5 separate regions of the Homo sapiens genome follow, and regions 1, 2, 4 and 5 are each linked to region 3. A link is a contact called in ENCODE Hi-C or POLR2A ChIA-PET data. All regions are on one chromosome and are shown on one strand. Each heading gives the region's core, a stretch centred on a gene start or an enhancer-like site at or near the end of the contact. The rest is flanking DNA. Distances are from core to core; before and after follow the strand shown.

The links. A loop is a pair of places that touch in the nucleus more often than their neighbours do. ChIA-PET counts read pairs that join two places held with the same protein, here RNA polymerase II (POLR2A). Pooled maps may share reads with other maps.
Region 1: a pooled map shows a loop between it and region 3 (4-fold over the local background). The contact joins the promoter of IFI35 here to the promoter of NAGLU in region 3. A Hi-C loop is called at or near these places in 3 of 37 single-sample maps with no recorded cell type and 5 of 50 pooled maps. POLR2A ChIA-PET finds 5 or more read pairs at or near these places in 3 of 52 experiments (Caco-2, GM12878 and HEK293T).
Region 2: a pooled map shows a loop between it and region 3 (3-fold over the local background). The contact joins the enhancer-like site here to the promoter of NAGLU in region 3. A Hi-C loop is called at or near these places in 4 of 50 pooled maps. POLR2A ChIA-PET finds 5 or more read pairs at or near these places in 4 of 52 experiments (A673, HepG2, activated T-cell and 1 more).
Region 4: a loop to region 3 is called in a pooled map, with 6 times the contacts of the local background. The contact joins the promoter of PTGES3L-AARSD1 here to the promoter of NAGLU in region 3. A Hi-C loop is called at or near these places in 3 of 37 single-sample maps with no recorded cell type and 6 of 50 pooled maps. POLR2A ChIA-PET finds 5 or more read pairs at or near these places in 5 of 52 experiments (Caco-2, GM12878, H1 and 2 more).
Region 5: a pooled map shows a loop between it and region 3 (2.9-fold over the local background). The contact joins the enhancer-like site here to the promoter of NAGLU in region 3. A Hi-C loop is called at or near these places in 14 of 37 single-sample maps with no recorded cell type and 7 of 50 pooled maps. POLR2A ChIA-PET finds 5 or more read pairs at or near these places in 1 of 52 experiments (activated CD4-positive, alpha-beta T cell).

Annotation. Positions count from the first base shown.
Region 1 is chr17:43,005,331-43,008,904 of GRCh38, forward strand. IFI35 (interferon induced protein 35) reads left to right here and starts at 1,454. Exons shown (of 7, transcript NM_001330230.2): 1 at 1,454-1,638. The coding sequence starts at 1,618. RefSeq lists an enhancer at 1,314-1,623.
Region 2 is chr17:42,247,023-42,250,488 of GRCh38, forward strand. The region is part of intron 1 of STAT5B (signal transducer and activator of transcription 5B); the gene reads right to left. Among named protein-coding and RNA genes, the nearest start is that of STAT5B, 28 kb to the right of the region's middle. Within about 2 kb of position 1,754, at least 31 of the 41 ENCODE cell types and tissues checked have a DNase peak (open chromatin) inside an H3K27ac peak, as active enhancers do.
Region 3 is chr17:42,534,229-42,537,490 of GRCh38, forward strand. NAGLU (N-acetyl-alpha-glucosaminidase) reads left to right here and starts at 2,013. Exons shown (of 6, transcript NM_000263.4): 1 at 2,013-2,427; 2 at 3,170-3,262. The coding sequence starts at 2,045. RefSeq lists enhancers at 1,726-1,805, 2,319-3,056 and silencers at 1,916-2,325, 2,446-2,515.
Region 4 is chr17:42,979,200-42,982,593 of GRCh38, forward strand. It overlaps PTGES3L-AARSD1 (PTGES3L-AARSD1 readthrough), which reads right to left and starts at 1,329. Exons shown (of 17, transcript NM_001136042.2): 1 at 847-1,329; 2 at 351-464; 3 at 179-245; 4 at 1-69. The coding sequence starts at 983. It overlaps PTGES3L (prostaglandin E synthase 3 like), which reads right to left and starts at 881. Exons shown (of 7, transcript NM_001261430.2): 1 at 847-881; 2 at 351-464; 3 at 179-245; 4 at 1-69. The coding sequence starts at 854. RUNDC1 (RUN domain containing 1) reads left to right here and starts at 1,366. Exons shown (of 5, transcript NM_173079.5): 1 at 1,366-1,875. The coding sequence starts at 1,378. RefSeq lists an enhancer at 1,293-1,362 and a silencer at 1,433-1,682.
Region 5 is chr17:42,927,874-42,931,052 of GRCh38, forward strand. No RefSeq gene overlaps it. Among named protein-coding and RNA genes, the nearest start is that of G6PC1, 29 kb to the left of the region's middle. RefSeq lists enhancers at 576-1,152, 1,042-1,191. Within about 2 kb of position 1,423, at least 19 of the 41 ENCODE cell types and tissues checked have a DNase peak (open chromatin) inside an H3K27ac peak, as active enhancers do.

The DNA.
Region 1 (3,574 bases), core at 204-2,703, 470 kb after region 3:
GTCAGGCTGGTCTCAAACTCCTGACCTCAAGTGATTCACCGCCTCAGCCTCCCAAAGTGCTGGGATTACAGGCGTGAGCCACTGCACCCAGCCTTTTTTTTTTTTTTTTTTTTTTTTTTAAGAGACAAGATTCACTGTGTTGCCCAGGCTGGCCTCGAACTCCTGGGCTCAAGCAGTCCTCCTGCCTCAACCTGCTGGAACTATAGGCACATGTTACCAGTGGGCCCAGCTGCTGGGATTGGCACTTTTTTTTTTTTTTTAGTCAGAATCTCACTCTGTTGCCCAGGCTGGAGTGCAGTGGTGTGATCCGGCCCGGCTAATTTTTTGTATTTTAGTAGGGACAGGGTTTCACCATGGTGGCCAGGATGGTCTCGTGATCCACCCGCCTGGACCTCCCAAAGTGCTGGGATTACAAGGCATGAGCCACTGCGCCTGGCAGTTTTGTGAACTTGAACTGTGGACTTTATCTGTCCTGATTGTGTTTCTCATTCATTCAGCAATTATTATTTTTTGAGATGGAGTTTCGCTCTTGTCACTCAGGCTGGAGTGCAACAGCGCGATCTTGGCTCAATGCAACCTCTGCCTCCCAGGTTCCAGCTATTCTCCTGCCTCGGCCTCCCAAGTAGCTGGGATTACAGGAATACACCACCACACCCGGATAATTTTTGTATTTTTTTAGTAAAGACGGGGTTTCACCACGTTGGCCAGGCTGGTGTCTAACTTGGGATCTCAGGTGATCTGCCCACCTGGGCCTCCCAAAGTGCTGGGATTACAGGTGTGAGCCACCGCACCCGGCAGTTTTGTGAACTTGAACTATGGGCGTTATCTGTCCTGACTGTGTTTCTCATTCATTCAGCAATTATTGTTTTATTTATTTTTTGAGATGGAGTTTCACTCTTGTCACCCAGGCTGGAGTGCAATGGCACCATCTCAGCTCAATGCAACCTCTGCCTCCGGGTTCCAGCTATTCTCCTGCCTCGGCCTCCCAAGTAGCTGGGATTACAGGAATGCACCTCCACGCCCGGCTAATTTTTGTATTTTTTTAGTAAAGGTGGGGTTTCACCATGTTGGCCAGGCTGGTCTCTAACTCCTGACCTCAGGTGATCTGCCCGCCTGGGCCTCCCAGAATGCTGGGATTACAGGTGTGAGCCGCCGCACCCAGCTCATTCAGCAATTATTTTATCAATGTTCAATGTGCCCAGCATTATTCTAGGCTCTAGGGAAATAATCCATTGACAAAGCAGGGTCTACCAATGGGCTTGTCGGAGATTGCTGGGAATGGTTGATGGGGGCCAGTTTGCAGTTGGGGTGAGGTGGCTTTCCTTGAGGCAGCCTGGCTGAGTGAAGTCGACTTTGCTGACCAAGAAGGCTCCTCCCAGGGGTGGGGAAGCCTCGGCAGGGGGCGGCATGTGAGCGCCAGAAGGCAGGGATTTCACGGAAATGAAAGTGGAAGCAAACAGCCTGCGAGCAGAGCCTCCTGAGGTGTATTTCGGGTCTTGCTGGGGCTGAGAGAGACCACAGCCCTTTGGGGGGTACAAACAAGAGTTCAGTTGCTGTGAATTCTGCCACTGTGCCCAGCTCTGAAGCCTCAGCTCTTGCCAAACAGACCCGAGACCCATGTCAGCCCCACTGGATGCCGTAAGTGAGGAGGAGGGAGTTGGGAAGTGGGGAAACAGGAGTAATCCTCTTGGCTAGGAACCTGCAGATATCTCAGGGCCTGGCAGCCAAGCCTCACCCTGCCCATCTCAGACCTGCTGAAGGGCTGGGGAGAAACACAGGGCTGGGGTTGCCTCTGCAAGAGTTGGTTCCCTAACCTATTGCCTCAGACAGGAGGAGCTCATTAAATCCTGTGTGTGTACACTTCTCTGGAGAGAGAATCTGTAGTTTCCATCAGATACTCAGCGGGTTCTGTGACCCAAATAACAATTGTTCTAGGCCGGGCGTGGTGTCTCACGCCTGTCATCCTAGCACTTTGGGAGGCCTTGGCAATACAGTGAAAATCCGTCTCTACTAAAATACAAAAAATTAGCTGTGTGTGGTGGTGTGCGCCTGTAATCCCAGCTACTTGGGAGGCTGAGACAGGAGAATCACTTGAACCTGGGAGGCGGAGGTTGCAGTGAGCCGAGATTGCATCACTGCACTCCAGCCTGGGTGACACAGCGAGACTCTGTCTAAAAAAAAAAAAAAAAAAATTAAACTAAAGGAATTAGGCTGGGTGTGTTGGCTCACACCTGTAATCCCAGCCAGCACTTTGGGAGGCTGAGGCGTGTGGATCACTTGAGGTTAGGAGTTCGAGACCAGCCTGGCCAACATAGCAAAACCCCATCTCTACTAAAAACACAAAAATTAGCCAGGCATGGTGGCACACACCTGTAATCCCAGCTACTAGGGAGACTGAGGCGGGAGAATTGCTTGAACCTGGGAGGCAGAGGTTGCAGTGAGCCGAGATTGTACCACTATGCTCCACTCTGGGCAACAGAGGGAGACTGTCTCTCACACACACACACACACAAAATTTATATATATATATATATATATATATACTATAAGAATTATACTTTAAGAATCACACTAGGTAATCCATAGATTAACACGGTAAAAACTTATCCCACTGCTTAGCACCTACAGAGCATTCAATATGTGTTTCTTCTTAATATTATTATTGCCAACCTTTTCAGAACCCCAGTTCCCCAAGGACAATCCCTTTTTTTTTTTTTTTTTTGAGACGGAGTCTCACTCTGTCTCCTAGGCTGGAGTACAGTGGCATGATCTCGGCTCACTGCAACCTCTGCCTCCCGGGTTCAAGCGATTCTCCTGCCTCAGCCTCCCAAGTAACTGGGAGTACAGGCACGTTCCACCATGCCTGGCTAATTTTTTGTATTTTTAGTAGAAATGGAGTTTCACCGTGTTAGCCGGGATGGTCTTGATCTTCTGACCTCGTGATCTGCCCCCCTCAAGCTCCCAAAGTGCTGGGATTACAGGTGTAAGCCACCATGCCCGGACTTTTCTTTCCTTTTTTTTTTTTTTTTTTTTTTGAGATGGAGTTTCACTCTTGTTGCCCAGGCTGAAGTGCAATAGCATGATCTTGGCTCACTGCAACCTCTGCCTTCCAGATTCAAGTGATTCTCTTGCCTCAGCATCCCAAGTAGCTGGGATTATAGGCACACATGCCACCACGCCTGGCTCATTTTTTTTTTTTTTTTTTTTTTTTGAGATGGAGTCTCGCTCTGTCACCCAGGCTGGAGTGCAGTGGCAGGATCTCGGCTCACAGCAAGCTCCGCCCCATGGGTTCATGCCATTCTCTTGCTTCAGCCTCCCAAGTAGCTGGGACTACAGGCACCCGCCACCACGCCCAGCTAGTTTTTTGTATTTTTGGTAGAGATGGGGTTGCACTGTGTTAGGCAGGATGGTCTCGAACTCCTGACCTCGTGATCCGCCTGCCTCAGCCTCCCAAAGTGCTGGGATTACAGGCGTGAGCCACCGTGCCCAGCATGGCTAATTTTTTGTAGAGACAGGGTTTCAGCATGTTGGCCAGGCTGGTCTCGAACTCCTGACCTCACATGATCTGCCTCCC
Region 2 (3,466 bases), core at 504-3,003, 290 kb before region 3:
ACCTATACCTAAAACCAACGCAGGGTTTGTATTCCCCCTGGATTCTTCATTACCCCAGGAAAGTGGAACAGATCAGACCAGTTTCCAAGAACAGAAGCACTGCAGGGCAATCTTGCTAAGGGGGCCCTGAGATGTTTCTCTCTGTACTAATCTCTATGTCTTTTATGTACATCAACACAAACCTTCACCCAACCATCTCTGCCATCAACAGCAAATCTAGGGAAGAGACCAATAATACCTTAGAAAAGCACACCTATCCACCGAACCAAAACTAAATACAGAAGGATATGGCAGTTTGCCCCGTTTTCCAGGTAGCTGTGTTCTCTTAATTTGCCATGAATTAAAATGTTTCATTTTTACTTAGACATAACTTGAATATGTCATTTCAAATAACAAAATAAAAACTGAACTGAATATGTTTTAGTTAAAACAATACAAAACTGAAATCTCCTCTTTTAAGAGAGAAACGCTTCATCAGCTGGTTAGTTCCCTTGTTTGCTTACTGGGTGATATGAAACCCAACTACAGCTTTCCAAAAATAATCCCAAGTTGTGGGGTGTCCTACTACCTGTGTTTAAGTAAAACAAGTCCTGCAGAAAAAGTGGATCCAACGAGTAGCAGGTTTGTTAAGAAGCTAAATCTTGGCCAGGTGTAGTGGCTCACACCTGTAATCTCAGCACTTTGGGAGGCTGAGGCAGGAGGATCACCTGAGCTCAGGAGTTCAAGACCAGCTTGGGCAACATATCAAGGCTCTGTCTTTACAAAGAAAGCAAAACAAAAAGTAGTAGCGTGTGGTGGCGCACACCTGTAGTCTTAGTTACTTGGGAGGATGAGGTGGGAGAATCACTTGAGCCTAGGAGTTAGTAGCTGCAGTGAACTATGATTGCGCCACTGCATGCCAGATGGATGACAGAGCCAGACTCATTCTCTAAAAAAAAAAAAAATGTATGAGAAAAAGAAGAAGATAATTCTGGGCCAGGCACAGTGGCTCATGCCTGTAAACCCAGCACTCTGGGAGGCCGAGATGGGAAGACTGATTAGGCCAGGAGTTTGAAACAAGCCTAGGCGACATAGTGAGACTCCATCTCTACAAAAAATTTACAAATTAGCCCAGTGTGGTGGCGCATGCCTGTAGTTCTAGCTACTCAGGAGACAGGCAGAAGAACTGCTTAAGCCCAGGAGTTTGAGGCTGCTGTGAGCCGTGATTGTGTCGCTGCACTCCAGCCTGGGTGACATTGTAAGATCTTGTCCAAAAAAAAAAAAAAAAAAAAAAATCTTATTCTAATTCTGAGAAGAAATGACATTTAATAAGAGCTCATGTCTTAGCAAATCAAAATGTTTGTCCTGCTGGGGAAAAAAAAAAAACAACAACGGTTATCCAGGTATAAAAAGCAATTACCAGGACATTTAACATTAAGATGAACTAAAATTGTGCACAAAATAATTGTCCACATTTACTACAGCACTCATAGTGGGAGTAAATAAAATGCAATTACTTTTGCTAAAGCAACCTACTTTTTCTGGTAACAGACCGTCTCTCACTATACCTCTAATAGTAGATCTACACACAACTTAGCATGGTGTAGGAACTTGAGTGCATGCTCCTACAGCACACAACAGATGCACTGAAAGGCTCCCACCTCTTAACTAACAGCTTATGCTGCAAGGCATCAGCCAGGATAACGGCAGAGCCCTTCTGTGTATGTGTTCTTTCACAGGCGGCACTGTTACCGGAAGAAGCGAAGAGCAGCGATTTCCTTCCAAAAGGTCAGCTGCCTCAGACAGACCAAACAGAAAGCAGCGAATTCTTGCCAACTTCCCCTCCTGCTTCTGCAGCTAGTACGCAATAGCATTTAGTTTCCAGTAAAGCTCCAGATAAAAACAAAGCAAATGTGAGACCCAGAATCTACACAATGTCAGTGTCTCGCTTGACTGAACGAAGGGCAGTAAGATCATATGGAGCTACGCTTTTTCAACGTGGTGGAAGTGTTAGGAAGGTGAGATTAAACATGAAGAAAAGGTCAGGACTGGAACCATCCAGATTTTATACCAATGTCCAGAAGTCTCCATCTAAAAATAAGATGGTAGGCTGGGTGAGGTGGCTCAGGCCTGTAATCCCAGCACTTTGGGAGGCCAAGGCCAGTGGATCACTTGAGGTCAGGAGTTTGAGACCAGTCTGGCTAGCATGGTGAAACCCCGTCTCTACCAAAAATATACAAAATTAGCTGGGTGTGGTGGCGCGTGACTGTAATCCCAGCTACTCGGGAGGCTGAGGCAGGAGAATTGCTTGAACCTGGGAGGTGGAGGTAGCAGAGAGCCAAGATTGCACCACTGCACTCCAGCCTGGGCAACAGAGTGAGACTCTATCTCAAAAAAAATAAAAAGAAAAAGAAGATGGTATTTTAGAGATAATAAATGCAACAACAGATAAGGTCCCTAGTCAACTGATAAAAAAAGAATAAATTTTGAACTTATTCTCAAAATAAAGTCAAGTCAGTCATTCTGCAACATGCTAGGGCACAGGCAAGGTTCAATGCTGACAACCAGTAGATATATATACAATGAATATATAAGTTTCTTAGATTAGACATGGAGAAAAGACTGTAAAACACATAACAAAAAGGGGAAGAGGATAGAAAATATAATTTTTTTTTTTGAGACAGGGTCTCACCCTGTCACCCATGCTGGAGTGCAGTGGCGTGATCTCAGCTCCCTGCAACCTCTGCCTCCCAGGCTCTAGCAATCCTCTTGTCTCAGTCTCCTGAGTAGCTGGGACCACAGGTGTGTGCCACTATGCCTGGCTCATTTTTTGTATTTTTAGTAGAAACGGGGCTTCATTATGTTGCCCAGGCTGGTCTCGAACTCTTGAACTCAAGCGCTCCACCCACCTCGGCCCTCCAAAGTGCTGGGATGACAGGCGTGAGCCACTGCACCAAACCCAGACTTCTTTAAATTAAGAGAGTGTTAAACTACATGAAAGCCTACGCATTCAATCTTCCCAGAGGAGCAAAATTAGACCCTTTTGAGTATAAAAGTGAAGGAGAAGGAAGGGAAAATGATGATTTTAAACATTTTTCTCAACCAGATCGGTTCCCGGCTTAACTATCTACACAAAACTTGCGAGAAAATGTTACGAGCTCCTACCCCATGTCGTTGGCTCTATGTGGTTTCTAACTCGTTAGTTTCAGGTTGTGGTGGCAACAGAGACACCAGGCTTTTTGTGAGACAAGCTCTTGTTCTAAAATGTCTGGGCTTTGATGATGGAGAGTATTTTAACCCCACTCTGAGAATACCTAGTTTGAAATGAAGATAGTATGGAGTTCAAGGAAAAACGTATTAGTTTGTTATGTTAAATTAAGCCACCCACACACCCACACTAGAAACTGTTTTGTGTTGGAAACAAAATAAATGACTTCATTTCCAAGCCCTTCCTATACTTCATCACCAAACCTTAAATAATAGCAAA
Region 3 (3,262 bases), core at 763-3,262:
CGAGACCAGCCTGGACAACATGGTGAAATCCCATCCCTACAAAGGTTAACTGGGCTTGGTGGCACGTGCCTGTAATCCCAGCTACTCAGGAGACTGAGACAGGAGAATGGCTTGAACCTGGGTGGCTGAGGTTCCCGTGAGCTGAGATTAAAAAAAAAAATCATACTTCCCTAGTATCTAAAGTTGATATCTGATTCCAGGCCTCTTTCAACTTTTTTTGTTTGTTTGTTTGTTTTTTTGATATGGAGTCTCGCTCTGTCATCCAGGCTGGAATGCAAATGGCACGATCTTGGCTCACTGCAACTTCCACCTCCAGCGTTCAAGCGATTCTCCTGCCTCAGCTTCCCAAGTAGCTGGGACTACAGGCGTGTGCCACCAAGCCTGGCTAACTTTTTTTCTTTTTTTTTTTTTTGAGAGGGAGTCTTGCTCTGTCCCCCAGGCTGGAGTGCAGTGGTGTGATCTTGGCTCACTGCAACCTCCGCCTCTCCGGTTCACGCCATTCTCCTGCCTTAGCCTCCCGAGTAGCTGGGAGTACAGGCGCTCGCCAACACGCCCGGCTAATTTTTTGTATTTTTAGTAGAGATGGAGTTTCACCGTGTTAGCCAGGAGGGTCTTGATCTCCTGACCTCGTATCCGCCCGTCTTGGCCTCCCAAAGTGCTGGGATTACAGGCGTGAGCCACCGCGCCCAGCACCTGGCTAACTTTTGTATTTTTAGTACAGACGGGGTTTCACTGTATGTTGGCCAGGCTGGTCTCAAACCCCTGACTTGAGGTGATCTGCAAGCCTCAGCCTCCCAGAGTGCTGGGATTACAGGCGTAAGCCACCGCTCCTGGCCTAAGGTTGGCTATTTTTATGGTTATTTCTTGATTATATGATAAACAAGGGGTGGGTTAGTAATGAATTTTTCAGAAAAGGGGTGGGGATCCCCCCCAACTGAAGGTTCCTCCACTGTTTAGACCATATAGGGTAACTTCTGGACGTTGCCATGGCATTTGTAAACTGCCTGGCGCTGCTAGGAGTGTCTTTAGCATACTAATGCATTATAATTAGCGTATAATGAGCAGTGAGGACGATCAGAGGTCACCTTCCTGTCTTGGTTTTGGCAGGTTTTGACCAGTTTCTTTGCTGCATTCTGTTTTATCAGCGGGGTCTTGTGACCTTTTATCTTGTGCTGACCTCCTGTCTCATCCTGTGACGAAGGCCTAACCTCCTGGGAATTCAGCCCAGCAGGTCTCTGCCTCATTTTACCCAGCCCCTGTTCAAGATGGAGTCGCTCTGGTTGGAAACTTCTGACAAAATGACAGCTCCTGTTATGTTGCTGCTGCTGCCGCCAATGGACAGCCTTTAACGTGCCCGCCAGCCCTGCTCCACCGCCGGCCTGGGCTCACATGGCCCCATCCCTCCTCGAACCTCCTAGCCTGTTAGTTACTCAAATCTGCAAGCTCTCTGCCTTCTCAGGGCCTTCAATAAATGCATTTCTTCTGTCTGGAAGGCTCTTCCTTTCCCTCTTCTAGCCAATTCCTATTCATCCCTGAGTTTCAGATTAAAAGTCACTTCCTTTGGAAACCTTACTTCGCTACTTCGCTACTTACTGCACTACTTCGCAGCATCACAACTATGATGGAAATCCTTACTTACGTTAAATATCTGGTTTCTAGGTCACCTCCCTGACGGGGACGGTAGGGACCGTCTTCTCGTTCATCAGTAGGGAAGTAGCTATGGCAGTGCCTGATACAAAATAAACTCCAAATGTGTATTTATTAGATGGTTGGATGGAAGTTATTTGCGTGTGAAAGCGCGTTTTACCCGAAGGCGCTCTGTGAGGGCCAGCGGGTCCCCTTCGGCCCTGGAGCCGGGGTCACACGCTCCCCACCGCGTGCGGTCACGAGACGCCCCCAAGGGAGTATCCTGGTACCCGGAAGCCGCGACTCCTGGCCCTGAGCCCGGGCTTAGCCTTCGGGTCCACGTGGCCGGAGGCCGGCAGCTGATTGGACGCGGGCCGCCCCACCCCCTGGCCGTCGCGGGACCCGCAGGACTGAGACCATGGAGGCGGTGGCGGTGGCCGCGGCGGTGGGGGTCCTTCTCCTGGCCGGGGCCGGGGGCGCGGCAGGCGACGAGGCCCGGGAGGCGGCGGCCGTGCGGGCGCTCGTGGCCCGGCTGCTGGGGCCAGGCCCCGCGGCCGACTTCTCCGTGTCGGTGGAGCGCGCTCTGGCTGCCAAGCCGGGCTTGGACACCTACAGCCTGGGCGGCGGCGGCGCGGCGCGCGTGCGGGTGCGCGGCTCCACGGGCGTGGCGGCCGCCGCGGGGCTGCACCGCTACCTGCGCGACTTCTGTGGCTGCCACGTGGCCTGGTCCGGCTCTCAGCTGCGCCTGCCGCGGCCACTGCCAGCCGTGCCGGGGGAGCTGACCGAGGCCACGCCCAACAGGTACCGCCCCGAAGCTTCCCCGCGTCCGCCCGAGGCGCTTACCCCCTCCCGGAGCCGCTGCCACCCAAATCGGGAGGCTGAGCGGGGAGCGCTGGCCGGAAGGCCCAGCTGCGCCGCCTCCAGCAGCTGTGTGGCCTTGAGCCAGCCACTCTGCCTTTCAGAGCCTCGGCTGGCCCACCTGAAAAACGGAAAGAAGACGCCTACCGTGCAGTGTTATTGTGAGGATTTGCACGATGATGGGCATAGAATTTGTGGTGCACAATTGGTGATGAGTGAATTTTCTTGCCTTCCTCCCCCACCTTCTCTTTGAACCTGCGGACTGAGGAAGGACGCCTCCATCCCCCACCCTACAGGCCTGTGTTCCAGCGCCTGCCACACTATGGAGTGATGTGTTCACACAGCTGTCCTCCCCTGCCCATCTGTTAGACTGTGGGGGCAGGGATTCCCCGTTCCAGGAAAACACCGTGCAGAGGAGGGGCTCTGGCAGTGTGGCATGAAAGTGGAATATGCCACCCAAATACCCGCCAGGCTAGAGGGCCCTGGGAGAGTGCAGGGGACGAGTGCCTCAGAAGCCCAGCCCCGGTACCTGGTCTCAGCTCCACCTGGGGTGGGTCCCAGTGTGCAGCAGAAGGGCCGAGTTTGGAGCCCCTCCCCTCTCCTCTAGGTGGGGGATGGGGGATTTGTTCCAGGGCCGTGGACCCTCCAGGGTGGGATGCGCCCCTGCTCATGACACTGCCCGCAGGTACCGCTATTACCAGAATGTGTGCACGCAAAGCTACTCTTTCGTGTGGTGGGACTGGGCCCGCTGGGAGCGAGAGATAGACTGGATGGCGCT
Region 4 (3,394 bases), core at 79-2,578, 440 kb after region 3:
GGCCACCTTTTCCTTCCATTTTCTCACAAAACAAGTAATAGAGCGGGAAGAGCGCTTATCCTGGGAGTCCTGCCAGATAGAGAGCCTCATTCTTAGGGTCTGGGGTTTAGAATTAATCTCCAGTTTCCCTGGGCAGCCCGGTTTCCATCCAAACCTTACTGTCCCATTTCACCCTTACCTTGGAGTTCACTTTGGCATAGAACTCAATCTCATTGTACAACTCCACTCCATCGGCATTCTTGCAGCTGAGGAGACAATGAAGCTGAGGAGATGCGGAATACTCCGTGTGGGGACATTAGGAAAGGGGTAGATTCCTGGGAAGCCAGGCCCTCGGACGGCAGGGCCACTACCTGAACACAATGCGGTGATCCTCAATAAGCACGTGGACATCGGTGCTGTCCTCAACACAAAACTCCATGAACACATACCTGGGCCTGTCGTACCACAAGGTCCGGGCGTGCTGCCTGAAGAGAAGTTGAGGTGTGGCTTCATAGGGGTGGGAGAGGGAAGACTGAGGTCATTTGGGAAGGGACTACCCAGGGACCTTTGATGCCACAGTTTTTTCAAAGTGGAGCTAAATGAGACAGAAGGGGTGAAAGGGAAGGGAATGACAGGAGTGGGTGGGTGTGGTGAATGTGAACCTGGGAAGAATAGAACGTGCAAGACTAGGAAACTAGGAGGTCAGGGAGAACATTCAGGTCACACCTTCCCTCACCCCACAGTTACAGAGACCAGGGGTCCGGGGCTCCCGTGGGGCCTCACAGAACCTGGAGCGCCCAGAAGACTTGGAGCAGGGAATCTCCAGGGAAAAGGGCCAGGGGGAGCACCGGAGCCGGAAACACTCACCGTGCCATTGCGGCTCCCGCTCCAGGGTGGCATTTAGAGTTCCAGGCAGGGGCCGCTATCTTTAGATCCTGGGGACGCCCCCAGCAGCTGCCTCTCCTTATATGGTCGGGAGAGCAGTTGAGAGGAAGAGAGAACATGACCTGGCAGCCAAGGGATCTGCACTCTGGAGATACTCTGGGACAGCTTCATCCTTGCAGCCCTTCACCGTGGGGTCTTCAGAAATGCATAGACTATGAAGAGACAACCCATCTGCTGGAACCAGGGCAAAGGCTGCCCTAGACGCTACACACAGGGAATGACTTTTCCCCGGTATCATTCACCTGTTTCTCCGACGCTTACTGCTCAGTGTCTGATTCACAATAGGCGCTCAATAAAACATTATTGTCCTGAATTAAATTCCCGGGGAAGGCGCGCCCTCGGGGACTTGGGTACTTCAGGCCCCGCCCACCACTCCCCTGGGGTTCCAGGCCACCGCGCCGTTGCCATGGCAGCAGGGGGGCGCGGCTGACGTGCGGTGGTGTTTCCGGGAAGATGGCGGCTGTCGAAGCGGCTGCAGAGCCGGTAACGGTGGTGGCGGCTGTTGGGCCAAAGGCGAAAGACGAAGAGGAGGAGGAAGAGGAGCCGCTGCCACCGTGCGAGGCGGTGCGCTGGGCCCCAGTGGGGGCGGTGGCGGAGGCCCGGCCTGGGGCAACCGCGTTTTTAGAAGAGGCGACGGCCGAGGAGCCTGGCGCGGCCCCGGGCTCCCCGCCGGATTCGCCGGGCCGGACGCTGCGGCGGCTGCGGGCAGAGCGGCGGCGGCTGGACTCGGCGCTGCTGGCGCTGTCCTCGCACTTCGCGCAGGTGCAGTTCCGCCTGCGCCAGGTGGTGCGCGGGGCGCCGGCGGAGCAGCAGCGCCTTCTGCGGGAGCTCGAAGACTTCGCCTTCCGCGGCTGCCCTCACGTCCTAGGTTACGAAGGGCCCGGCGACCCCGCCAGCGATGAGGGCGATGGGCTGCCAGGGGACCGGCCATGGTTGCGGGGCGAGGACCAGGTGAGTGGCTGGAGCCGGGCCGCGAGGAATATGGGAATAGTGGGGTCGTGTGGGTGGCGATCCAGACCCGGATGATGGTGCATGCGGGGAGAAGCCTCCCCGACTCGGTCGGTGAGTACGTGTGTCGGAGACCAGGGGACTGGAGTGCGGGGCCGGCTGAAGGGCAAGAGGACAGAGGCCTGGGAACCTGAGGGTGAGCGGTGTGCACGGAGGATGTGGAGAGATGTCGGTGCGTGATGACGTGAGTGGTAGAGGAGCGGTGAGCGAAGTGAGTCGTTGAGAGGGCAGCAGAGCAGCCAAGAGCAGTGCTGCGCCCACTCACCTTTCCCTCACGTATCTCAGTCTTGAACACTTTGGCTGCTAGAGGACCCCGACTCTGGGGATTGGGAAAATTGGCAAAGGAAAGGAAAGTGAGTTGGAATCCGTGGAAATTTAGGTTAACTCCCTGTCCCTGCTTTCCTGAAATCTAGGCAGTCTTTACACTTCTTTGGGTGGGAGTTTGGATTAACAGCAGGGTCTCTTAGTAACTGAAATAAACACAACTCTTGATTAGATAAATTTCCTAATGTTGGAATTTTTCCTTTTTAAGAGACGGGAGGGTCTTGGTATGTTGCCCAGGCTGGTCTCGAACTCCTGGTCTCAAGCCATCCTCCCGCCTCAGCCTCAGGACTACAGGCGTGTGCCACCGTGCAGGCTATAATGTTGAAATTTTTAAACTCTTCCTCCATCCTGCTTAATCATTAGGCATTCTGAATGAGGTCCTCTGATAACTGACAAGATCGATTCAGTGTGCCTACCCCAGAAGTAGTGAAACTATGTATAAGACACCAGGTAAACGTTTCCTTACAAGCTTTGCATCTCTGGAAGTGCACAAAGTGCTGGCTTTATTGGAAGTGTTGAGGTACACTGCCTTTTCACTTTTTTTTTTTGAGACAGAGTCTCACTCTGTCACCTAGGCCAGACTGCATTGGCGCAATTTCTGCTTACTGCAACCTCTGCCTCCTGGGCTCAAGCAATCCTCCTGCCTCAGCTTCCCCAGTATCTGGGACTACAGGTGTGTGCCACCACACCCAGTTAATTTTGTTTATTTTTTGTTGAGGCGGGGTTTCACCACATTGCCCAGGCTGGTCTCGAACTCCTGAGCTCAAGCGATCTGCCCTCCTCAGCCTACCAAAGTGCTGGGATTAGAGAAGTGAGCCACCATGCCCCATCCCTTTTCACCATTTTATTCTTCAAACTACAATCTACATGTGGCTTTCTTCCCACTTACATTGGTTTTAGCCAAGAAGATTTATCAAGCAGATAATGATTTGTTTATTTTAGTCTGAACTGTTTCCAGTGCAATCCTGTGTTTACTGTTCCACCCTTCTCCACATACCTGCAACTCCTTACACAAGGAGCAGCCACCTCAAACTGTCAGATTTAAGGGCTAGAAAGGGGTGGACAGCACCAAAGGTTCTACATGATAGGAAACTCTGTTGTTCATTTTCACCTTTAGAAACAGTAGGCCAACCCCATT
Region 5 (3,179 bases), core at 173-2,672, 390 kb after region 3:
ACATTATTTATTTATTTTATTTTATTTTTTTGAGACAGAGTTTTGCTCTCATCCCCCAGGCTGGAGTGCAATGGTGTGATCTCAGGTCACTGCAACTTCCGCCTCCCAGGTTCAATCAATTCTCCTGCCTCAGCCTCCCGAGTAGCTGGGATTACAGGCACCCACCACCACACCAGGCTAATTTTTATATTTTTAGTAGAGATGGCGTTTCACAATGTTGGCCAGGCTGGTCTCAAACTCCTGACTTCAAGTGATCCACCCACCTTGGCCTCCCAAAGTGCTGGGATTACAGGTGTGAGCCACCGCACCCCAGCCACAGCATTTCTTTTCTTTTCTTTTCTTTTTTTTTTCTTTTTGAGATGGAGTCTCTCTCTGTTGCCCCAGACTGGAGTGCAGTGGCGCAATCTCAGCTCACTGCAACCTCCACCTCCTGGATTCAAGTGATTCTCCTGCCTCAGCCTCCCAAGTAGCTGGGATTACAGGCATGTGCCACCATACCCAACTAATTGTATTTTTAGTAGAGACGGGGTTTCAGTATGTTGGCCAGGCTGGTCTTGAACTCCTGGCCTCAAGTGATCCACCTGTCTCTGCTTCCCAAAGTGCTGGGATTACAGGCATGAGCTACCTCAACTGGCTACCAAATTGTGCATTTTAAATGTGTGAATTTTGTGGTGTGTGAATTATATCTCAATAATGCTCTTACCAAAAAAAAAAAAATCTTTATATGGCCTCTGAAAGCTTACCTCAGCTGGACCTTGTCTACCGCACCTCACCTGGTCTCCTTCACCTCATTCCACAAAGCACAGCCAATGTCATCTTGGTTCCTCCAATGCAACACACTCCAGCCCTCCTCCGAGCTTGGGCTTTTACACACCCCCCTTCTTAGAACACTCTTCTGCCTCTTCACATAATTCAGTCCTCCACATTGGTATCACTTTCTCAAGGAAGCCTCCCTGCCCACCCACCATGAGTCATGATCAAGTTCCTCTTCTGGGCCTGCCAAAGCACCCCTTTTACTTTGCTCTCTACCAAACGTCACTTTGTGATTATTTGGATCATGTCCGTCTTCCCCACTAGACTAGGCCCCATGAGTGCAGCTCCATGCCTGCTTTGCTCACTCTTGCACTTAAACCCTGTGCCTAGCCCTGGCCTAACACATGAGGAGGACTCCAGATATCTTGGTTGAATAATAAATGAGCAATATATTACTGTTTGCCCCTAACTTGGAAAACAAATGATAGGTTCAACAATTCTAGAGCTCCACAAATGACTCAGCAAAAACATGTTCGGAGGCACTCCCAACGTGAAATTAGAAGGTTGGAAACTCAGAGGACGGGACAGGCTTAGATAGAAACATTGGCCTCTTCCCAGGTAAGTTCTCCCCAGGAGGTGGGGAGCAAACTCTCTGAGCAGCCAGTTACAGGGAACTCATGACTAAGCTCTGTTGCTGTTTATCAAGATACACACTGACTCTCAGAAGTTCTAGCGTGAACCAAATCCTGCTTCAACCCCATGGGCTTTCAGTGTAGGACTTTTTCTTTTTGTTGGTGATCACACACCCTACTGGTGGCTTAACCAATTACATTGCCTCAGCCCCTGTGACACTCCAGCTCCGCGTCCCCTTTATGATGCTTCAAATATCATAAAAGCAGAGAAAAATCATATGTCATATATCAGAAAATCATATATCAACTTTTTTTTATTTTGAGGTCTTTCACACACTGAACTTATTTTAATCATAATTGTCAATTATAAATAAACATAATTACTATGTTCCTTTTTTGATGTCAAATTGTTGCAATTTGGACAGTGGCTTCCTTATCCTTCTACCATTGCTGGCCTAAAATCCTTGTGTTCTAGGCCCATTCCAAATTTTCCTTGTTCCAAGACACAGAATCAGCCACCCACTAAGAAGTCTCATTTCCTTTTGATGGGTGCACGAGAGTGGGAGGTTAGCAGAAGAAATGCTGTTAATGGGCTAGGTGCAGTGGCCTAGCCTGTAATCCCAACACTTTGGAAGGCTGAGGCAGGAGGATCACCTGAGGTCAGGAGTTCGAGACCAGCCTGGCCAACATGGGGAAACCCCATATCTACTAAAAATACAAAAAATTAGCTGGGCGTGGTGGTGTGTGCCTGTAATCCCAGCTACTCAGGAGGCTGAGCCAGGAGAATTGCTTGAACCCAGGAGGCGGAGGTTGCAGTGAGCTGAGATCATGCCACTGCACTCCAGCCTGGGCAACAGAGAGAGACTTCATCTCAAAAAGGAAAAAAAAAAAAAGAAGAAGGAAAAGAAATGCTGTGGCCAGGGCATGGTGGCTCACGCCTGTAATCCCAGTACTTTGGGAGGCTGAGGCAGGTGGATCATGAGGTCAGGAGCTCAAGACCAGCTTGGCCATTATGGTGAAACCCCATCTCTACTAAAAATACAAAAATTAGGCAGATGCCTATAATCCCAGCTACTCAGGAGGCTGAGGGAGGAGAATCACTTGAACCTGGGAGGCAGAGGTTCAGTGAGCCAAGATTGAGCCACTACAGTCCAGCCTGGCAACAGAGCGAGACTCCATTTCAAAAAAAGAAAAAAGAAAAAGAAAAAGAAATGCTGTTAATGAACTGTATTTTAGGGTCAGAGCCAGGAAATTATATTTCTCTTAAAGCTTATGGGTTCACAATAATGTTTCCAATTGAACTCTATGTTGTAATTTTTTATTCAATATAAAATATTTTCAGGCCAGGCCCGGTGGCTCATGCCTGCAATCCCAACACTAGAAGGCAAGACGGGAGAATTGCTTGAGACCCAGAGTTCAGGACCAGCCTGGGTAACATACCGCAACCCCCTCTCTATAAAAGAAAAAAAAGATATAATTGTTTTCATTTATTTTATCTGCAATATTCCTGCATAGAGATTTAATCTTCACCCTCACTATAATTGCATTTCCTTTACTAGCCCTCATTTGCCTTGCCAACCGCCATTATACCGTCCCTTTGCTGATGGTGATGTCTGTTGGCTTGGTCTCCTTGTTCTGGTTGACCAGACTATCCTCCTGTTATAAACAGCAGGAAACACAACCCCAAAACACACATACACACACACTGGAAGCCTACATGAATTTCACATGCATCGTTTGAGGCAGCCTCCTGAGAGCCAGTCATCCTTCCAAGACAGTGACTGCTTCGGGAGT